Regions from separate parts of the Homo sapiens genome. Here region 1 is linked to region 2. A link is a contact called in ENCODE Hi-C or POLR2A ChIA-PET data. All regions are on one chromosome and are shown on one strand. The core of a region is the stretch at or near the end of the contact, and the rest is flanking DNA. Distances in the headings are between cores, read along the strand shown.

What was found. Hi-C counts contacts between places; a loop is a spot of excess contacts on that map. ChIA-PET counts read pairs that join two places held with the same protein, here RNA polymerase II (POLR2A). Pooled maps may share reads with other maps.
Region 1: a loop to region 2 is called in a map of CD4-positive, alpha-beta T cell, with 4 times the contacts of the local background. The contact joins the promoter of MIR4280HG here to the enhancer-like site in region 2. A Hi-C loop is called at or near these places in 15 of 168 maps with a recorded cell type or tissue (B cell, CD4-positive, alpha-beta T cell, CD4-positive, alpha-beta memory T cell and 11 more), 36 of 37 single-sample maps with no recorded cell type and 18 of 50 pooled maps. POLR2A ChIA-PET finds 5 or more read pairs at or near these places in 13 of 52 experiments (CD4-positive, alpha-beta memory T cell, CD8-positive, alpha-beta T cell, GM12878 and 9 more).

What each region holds. Positions count from the first base shown.
Region 1 is chr5:87,119,898-87,124,474 of GRCh38, forward strand. MIR4280HG (MIR4280 host gene) reads right to left here and starts at 2,298. Exons shown (of 2, transcript NR_186582.1): 1 at 1,924-2,298. It overlaps LOC101929380 (a long non-coding RNA gene), which reads left to right and starts at 251. Exons shown (of 4, transcript NR_105018.1): 1 at 251-297.
Region 2 is chr5:87,080,425-87,084,674 of GRCh38, forward strand. All of the region lies in intron 1 of MIR4280HG (MIR4280 host gene), which reads right to left. Among named protein-coding and RNA genes, the nearest start is that of MIR4280, 32 kb to the right of the region's middle. RefSeq lists an enhancer at 3,497-3,546. Within about 2 kb of position 1,252, at least 9 of the 41 ENCODE cell types and tissues checked have a DNase peak (open chromatin) inside an H3K27ac peak, as active enhancers do; they include B cell, CD4-positive, alpha-beta T cell, CD8-positive, alpha-beta T cell and 3 more, where a contact is called at or near this core.

The sequences.
Region 1 (4,577 bases), core at 1,048-3,547, 41 kb after region 2:
GCAAGGGTGGGCAACACGGACACTAGCTTATATGGTTTGGCTCTACGTCCCCACCCAAATTTCATCTTGTAGCTCCCATAATTCCCACGTGTTGTGGGAAGGACCCAGTAGGAGATAACTGAATCATGGGGTGGGTCTTCCCTTGCTGTTCTCGTAAGTCTCACGAGATCTGACAGTTTTAAAAACGGGAGAGAGAGCACAAGTCCTCTCTCTCTTTTCCTGCCGCCATCCACCTAAGATGTGACTTGCTCCTTGCCTTCCACCATGATTGTGAGGCCTCCCCAGCCATGTGGAAATGTAAGTCCATTAAACCTCTTTCTTTTGTAAATTGCCCAGTATCTGGTATGTCTTTATCAGCACCATGAAAATGGACTAATACACTAGCTGTGTCACACACAAGAGTAAGAATATGATAAAGTGCCCATTTTTTGCTACATGACTATTTTGCTCAGAGCCATCCAGGAAAGAAAGAAAATAAGAAAGGGAATTGAGGTTATGGAATGCCAAAATAAAAAGACCATGAAGGCAGGAAGTTTGTCTAATTTGTGCTTGCTTTATCCCAGAGCTCAGAACAGTGCCTGACACTCAAATAGGTTTTAAGCATATGAACAAATGCCTACCTGGTGATAGGCCTTGTGCTTGGGACTTTACCTGCATTAGCTCATTTAAGTCTCACACATCAACACAGATGAGGAAATCGAGATACAAAGAGTAAGTGTCTTGCCCTAGGTCATCCAGCCAATGAACAGCAGTGCCAGAATTCAAATCCTAGCCTAATTGACTAAAGCCAGTGCTATTAACCACCATGAAATGCTTCTTCACTAGACAGGAAACCAGACGATGACTATAGCATACAGTAATCTGAGTTTGGCACAACTCACTGTGATGATAGCATCATTCAGATACAAACTGGAGGAACCAGTTTTAAAGAAGGGTGAGGGGATGCAGAATATTAAGGGAAGCTGAGTGGTCAGGCTGACTCTATGTTATGGTATCAAATTTGGCTTGCCTGAATTTTAATTAGGACAAGAAATATTTCAAAGCACAAATGAGAAGTTATTTTCATCTCTGCTTCTCTCTTTAATTCAGAGTTCTCTAGAAGAAAAACAGGAAATGTTCCTATATTAAGCAAGTGGTATCAAAATCTATCATATCAGTATTGAAAAGCACCAGGTAATTTCTTAGATTCAGAAACCTCAATTTATCCCTAATGAAATACTAAGAAGGCTGCAATAACCAATTACTCAGAAACATTTTGGTGTTTCTTTGGCTGACTTAAACTGAATTATTTCTATATCCAACTGTTTCTATTAGTCATCACAAACTCAAAGACATTAGTTTATTCTGGTACTTTAAAAAATAATACACAATAGAAAAACAAAAACATAGGATGAATAAATGGGAGGAAATATATATCAATTAGTACCATTCATTTTTTATTCATTACTATGGTATTGAAGGACTTTGGCAGGTGACATTGTATATCCAGGCTACTAAGTCTATTTCTGAATGTTTCTACTGCATACCAGAGAAGAGTGAGGCAACAGAGACCAAACTGCCAGCCTTGGACCAGCTAGTAAAGAACGGAAATGAGTCATCCATTTTTCACCCACACTCTTGAAACTAAACCTGAAAAGGAAAAAAAGTTTGATACAAAATAGAACTTGTTTATTCCCCTATCCACATTTGCTAGAACAGTGCCTAGCATAAATGTTTATGGAATAGATGGTTTAATAAATATTTGTTGAATGAATAAACAAGTGAATTTTTTTTTTCTATTTTTCCCTCAAGCTACGAATATGCAGGAAGGCAAGAAAAAGAGAATAATGCTGATTGCCCACAGAACTCGTTTGCTGAGACTACAGACAGTTTTGTAGTCAAGATCCGCTTAGACAAGTAATAGGCATTTTAAACTTAACATACCTGGAGTAGAACTTCTAATTTCCTCCCTTATAAATTGTTCTCCCCCAGTCTTCTCTCAGTAAATGCATTTCCACTTCACGAGCAGCTCAAGGCAAAATCCTAGGGGAGATGCTTGATTCCTCTCTTCCCCTTGTTCTCTATATCCAAACCCTCAATATGTAGACCCTACTCCCAGAGTGTATCCAGAATCTAATTACTATTTCCAGTACTACCATGCTAATCTCACCACCATTGTCAAACACCTGCACTACCACAAAAACCTCTAACTTGTCTCTCCTCTTCTAAGTTTGCCCCTCTGCAATTTAATCTTCATCCAGATGAAAATGTGATCATTTTGAATCATGCATATTCTTTCCTTTCTCTCCTTATAATGCTGAAATCGCTTCCTGTTGTACTTAGAACAAAAGTCCAATCTGTCTCCTCTCTATCACTCTGACCTCATCTTCTGCAACACTGTCCCTTCTGTTGTCACCATGCTGGTGTTCTTTTTTCTTTTTGAACATACCATGCTCTTTCCCATCTCAAGGACTTTGCACTTGCTGTTTCTCTGTATGGAATGCCTTTTCTCCAAATCTTGACGTGGTGGAGTCCTCATCATTCAGGTTTTAGCACAAATACCTCCTTATCTAGGATGCCTTCCCTGACTAAAGCTGACCCTCTCTGCAACATCCACACACAAGGTACATTCTATCACATCACCCTGTTTTATTTTCGTCTTAGAACTTAACACTATCTGAAATTAGTTGATAAATATGTGTGCTTACTTCATTCATCTGTGTCTCCCAATGAGGATGTAATTTTGAAAAAGTAAGAATCTTATTAGTCTTGTTCTTCGTTACATCTCTTGGACTACAGTGAATATTTATTGAAAGAATGAATGTTTTCTGAAAGTCCTTGAGCAGTTTTTGTGGTTGGTTTTGATACTTTGTTGAGTGTTAATTGTTCATTATGTCATTATGTTAAAGGTCTCTGCAATTAGGATACAAAGTATAATTGAGACTGAGTCATTTTCTATTGGTTTTAGAGCAGAATCTGACAGTCCTCTCTTGGGAAAACACTTTTAAACTGCCACTATATCACAGAACCAATTCTGACATATCTATATCAAAAACTAATTTCCTCAATTCTGTGTGTATGGCATCCAAATTTTTTTTCTAAATATTACCTACATTTGGCATGGTCATCATAGCTAAATGATTATTTCAACCACACTTTTTCTGCTGCTTCTCTACCTTCCTTTTCATTTTTACATATATTGGTGATTTCCTAAATGTAAATGGTTGAGTTTAAATGCCAGCAGGGGGTAAAAAAAAGAAATTCTTTGCAAAGGTAGAGAGATTTGTTACTCAGCCAAGTGCTTCTTCAGTAGCTAAGTTCTCATTAGAAAGCTAACTTTTCAGAGTAGCTCAGAGGTGTCATTTAGAATTATTTCATTTTACCAAGCTAGCATGAAATCTCATGACACCCTGAGGCTACTTGTCCTGGAGTGTCACAAAATGACACTCTGTCCCAATCACCACTAAATAATATTAACTCCTAAGCCTGATCTTCAAAGTCTAAGAATACAGCCCACATACATCCAAGGAGAGGGTTTTTTTTCCTAAAAATGATTTTAAATGGTTTTTAGCTTATTGCAATAACCTAGCCTTCATATTTAAATTAGTTGCATTAGAGAGCTATTTGTCATTGCAAACAAAGCTGCATTTGTAGCTTTGGATTCATTTTACAGTACCCGTCATTTGTCCACCTGGCCTTCTACTTGTACACAAATCACAGCATAACTCTGACAAGATATGGTTGTTTTATTTGATTGTTTTAAGTTTTTAAGTTGGAGAGAAGGATCATAACATAACCTAAAAAGGAAGTATATAAATCCTAAAGAAGAAAAATTAAAAGATTTAGATATCCAAGAAAAAATAAAAATTAAAAAGAATCACAGCTATTCAAAAAACAATTCTTCAAAAATAAGAGTTAATAAAATAAGAATTTAAAAGCAATATCATATGTGATACAGAAAACTTGACTATATTATTCATTTTCCAATTCTGTTCAAATGCTAAGTTTTGCAATAACTTACTAATATGAGAAACAAGTGGGCACTAAAGCAACACTGAGATTATTCATTTATACTAGATAATGAAGTAGCAATGTCAAAAATTTCAAGTTACCAGTTAGAGGAGTCTTAAATGGCACTTGCTCCAAGACATGTCTTATTACTTAACATGAGAAATATGAAGACAGAAGACAATAGAGCAGCTTCAAGAACTTTTAAATCTATTTTGAAAAAACACATGTAAAGCCACATAGCCTAAGTGACAAATTAGTGCAAGAGATACTAAATTTTTGAGAGTGTGAACAAAAACTTTATATTACTTTTCCAACCTAAAATATTATTCAATAAAAACTCTATATGAAGTGTACCTTGCTCAATGTCTATCAATATTAATATTTTTAAAAATTAAAAACAGCAACCTTTATTTAGGAATTTATCCTATAAATATGCATCCACCTGGGTACAAAGATAAATAGTTTTAAATGCTGACTGCTGAAAATGTTCATCACTGAAAAGCATGGAAACAGCCTAGATTTCTGACAATAACATACTGAATACACTAAATATATTTATCCAAATAATGTAATACTCTGTAGTAATT
Region 2 (4,250 bases), core at 2-2,501:
TTCAAATCCTGGCTTCTCTACTCATTACTTTAAAGACAAGAAATTTATGTAATTGCTCTCTGTTTTCATCTGTGAAATGGAGGAAATATTATTATCTGCCTCATCTAGTTATTTTTAGGATTAAGATACTATTTGTGAATCACTTAGCACATTGACTGGCCCATAGCAGGAGCTTATTAAGTACAGTATAATTGCTATTAGGAGAATTTTTTTCTTCCCTGCCTAAATAAGGACTACTGGCAAATACCCAATTAATATTATTTCTGAAATGTAAATGATATGTATAGTAATATGTCCTTTGATTACTGGATTGCCAGTCACTGATATTTTGAGGTTCTTTCTAATTTCCTCTTTCAATCCCTTAGAAAGACTTTTTAGGCCTTATAGAGATTTAACATTTCCTTCAAACCATGAGTTGTTTGGCTATAATATATTCTACAAGTTTAACTGAGCACCTGCCATATTCCAGGAACTAAAGCAGTAATATTGCTTTACATATAATTTTTCTACATGTACCAAAACAACAAATTCCTTGGTAATAACCAAAAAGTTAATTTAAAATTAAAATGAATGGTTTAAAGAATGCAACTAAAAACTATAAAACTTTGTAAGACATTATTATCTCTTTCATTGTCAAGACACAAATTTACCTATTTAGATTTCTTTTAATAATATGTATGGAATTTCAGGTTATAACATCATAGCACCAACAAATAGATTATTACAGTGATATGTGTCTTAAGCAGTAAGACTGTATTGCATCAAGGAATTTCGCATATGTGGAAATATAAGCCACATAGGTCCATAATTTAAGAAATATCGAGACATTTATCAGTGCTTCCTTTCACCAGTATGACATTGTGCTATTGTTTGCATGTAAAATTATCAGCCACTAACAGTTTGAAAAACCCTTTCAGTTGTATCCAACAAAGAATTCCGTTGGAAAAGAAATGACATGCAAAGAATGTTCAGTATATATTGGATAGTAAGATGTAGGAATGAGAAAGTGTGGAAATGCATGAACTGTGATATATTTCCTTATTTATTCCTGTCACTTAAATTCCCCAACTATTCTCTCAAACTTAATAACAAAACATATCCTGACCTTTAACAACTTTCAAGGCTGAAATGTTAACCAACATTTTGCAAAATTCTTTAAACACTTCCTCTGGAAAACACACAGCTCAAAGTGCTAAAATTGTCTTCTATAATAACCACAACAGGATCGTAACAAACCTGCTTTTAAAAACCAAATAAAGTCTTCCGTGGGGGCGGTTCACCACTTCCCCTTTTTCAACATGCAGGAACTAATTTAGCTGAGAAGATAAAAGCAAGAGCTGCCTACATATGTACAAGGAAACTAGATCCTAGAACATAAAATTCCTCAGGGGCAGGGTGGTCTGGGCAGTTTTCAGTAAAAAGAGCTTTCTCTGACTTAGAATGTCACAAATGGAAGGAAAGGAGTCAGAAACATGTATGTATTTGCATTGAAGCAGACAGAAGAAGGGACAGAGGCACCCAAAACTACTTTCAGTTGTAACTATTTATGTGTTTTCCAATTATGTAATTTTATGCCCATTTTCAATTTAATGTCAATATAAAGATACTTAAGAATTCAAGACTAAGATGAAAGGCTACTCTCAAACCACCACAGTATCAGAAAAGTAAAGAGCCTAGAGTTTCTGTCAGAGGACCATACCCTCCCCTCCTTTCATAGGAAGAACTCATGAAATACTATCTCTTCCATAAACCCTTCACTCTTTCAGAAAGGTAGTCATTTATTACCATCCTAGGAGGTCTAAACATGCATGTAGGATGTGGTCTTCTCACCAGAAATCCCATAAAGTACATTCAGTTTGTTACTCATGTATAACTTCCCAACTTCATTTTTGTACTTATTCAACTTACTGGTTATCTACTTGATTATACGTCTGTGGGATATATTCAATGGACTCTGGTATATTATAAACTGCAAGAGTATAGGGCACAAGCCTCATTAGCTCAACATGTATATTTGCTAACAGTATCTTCATGTAATAAATGTTCTGTAGTTTTTAATATAATGACAAGAATAGAGGGATATACAAATACATAAAGGGTAGACTCTGGCCATCCATCCATCGCTCTTACTGAGAGGTTTTATGAGATTATCACCCAACAGCATGTGTCCCATCAGTTTTTCTATAGACTTTAAAAATTTTTTTTGCAAATATATGAGAGTCAAAAGCAATAAGTACTATTATCCTTTAAATACAAGAAAAAAATGTGCTCAAAATGTGTCTTCATTAGTGATGCTTACATGTTTGAATACTATTTGGTGACATTATTTACTCCTCTATTACTGTCACACAAATTATTTTTGAAAGGTGAAATTTAAGTACCAAATTAGGAGAAAATGTACATGCAAAATTTGATCATGTGAGAACATACATGCCTAGGCAGAAATAGGAAGTCAATTATGTATATAGTATGAATTTTCCCCTTTCTTAAAATTCCATATATATTCAGAACCCATGACTTCTTATTGACATATCAATGTAATATATCATCATATTTTCCTTCTATCTTCTTCATAAAATTTTTTCTGTACTGGATTCCATTGTATCAAATCATTGGGTTTTTTATCTATATATTTAATTTCCTCAGTACTCACTCTATAGAAATACATTTGTCTTTTAATTGGTGTTTTAGGGCATAATTTCTTAACCCAAGAAATTCTGGAATCTTTCAAACTGTGTCAGCTTTCTGTTACTGATATATCTATTTGGCTTTAGATATGAGTGTATGGCTTGCCTAAGTATTTTTGTACAGGTAAAAAAAGTGAAGAAAAAAAACACAATCAATTGGTTGTTTTATGCAGCTAAACAGCCACTTCAACTCTCCCATTCTGATAAAGGGGGTCATAAATTGTGACCCTCCACAATTTAAAACATGACAAAATCAGACTATTTTATTTGGTCTTAACATTTTTATTGTCTTGGCTACATCAATATCAATGACAATGAGAAAAATTGGGCAATTCTTTTCTTTCCCCAGTCTCATTCCTTCCCTGTTGTTGGAGGGAGACTTGCAGAGAAGTAAAGAACTGTCAACTTGGGCACCTTCCAGGGCTATAAAAGGGACCACCCATTAAAGCATAATGTTCTCCCTCTCTCATTCTGGTAAATTCTAAGCAAGAGAAAACACTTTCTACTCTGCACAAAAACAGGTCTTGCTGTTTTTTTAAATGGCCGCAAATTTTCCCTCTCCCCACATCCGTGTTTTTTTCTCGTAACTTTGTATATCCTCCCATTAATAGAGGTAGCCTTTTTCTCCACCCCTTAAATCTAGGTTGGCTGTTTGACTTGCGTTACTCAAGGATACTTACTTCAGCAAGTGACACAAGGAGAGGGTTGAAAAGTGCTTGCACTTTGGGACTTGCCTTCTGGTTGTTCTGGGAACCCATCAGCTGCCATGTATATAAGTCCTTCTGAATAAGCATGCTGGAGGCTGAGAATAGGCTTGCTGGAGGATGGGATGTGAACAGTTGTGCTAGCTGATGAGAGACATGTCACCTAGGCTGTCCTATCACCCCACATAACAAGGAGCTAACTACCTGACATGTGAAACTGTGCCCCAATCAAGCTGACAACTGACATCAGACACAGAAGTGAGAACCCATAAGCTGCAATCAGGAGCAAAGTGACCAGATAATCCCAGCCCAAATCACCAACACACAGAATCATAAGCTAAATAAACAGCTGTTTTAAGCCACTAAGTTTTGTTCTAGTTTGTAATTCAGTAAAAGCCTACTGGTACACTGACTCCACAGGAAGGAAACTGGGATTTGTTTATTAAAGAAAATTTATTTTTCAATATGGGTTTGAACTTTGCTACTCCTGATTGTTAATATTTGTCTTTGGGAGAGGTACATATGTTTGCTCTCAGGATGTTATAGTTTAATAAATGTCTGTAGTTCACATTTCCTTAATTGTCTAAAAGAAAATTCAGCATGGAAGAGGGTGGTTCCAAGATGGCCAAATAGGAACAGCTCCACTCTACAGCTCCCAACGTGAGCAACGCAGAAGATGTGTGATTTCTGCATTTCCAACTGAGGTACCGGGTTCATCTCACTGGGGCTTGTCAGACAGTGGGTGTAGGACAGTGGGTGCAGCCCAGTGAGCATGAGCGAAAGCAGGATGAGGCATCGCCTCACTTGGGAAGTGCAAGGGGTCAGAGAATTCCCTTTCCTAGCCAAGGGAAGCTGTGAC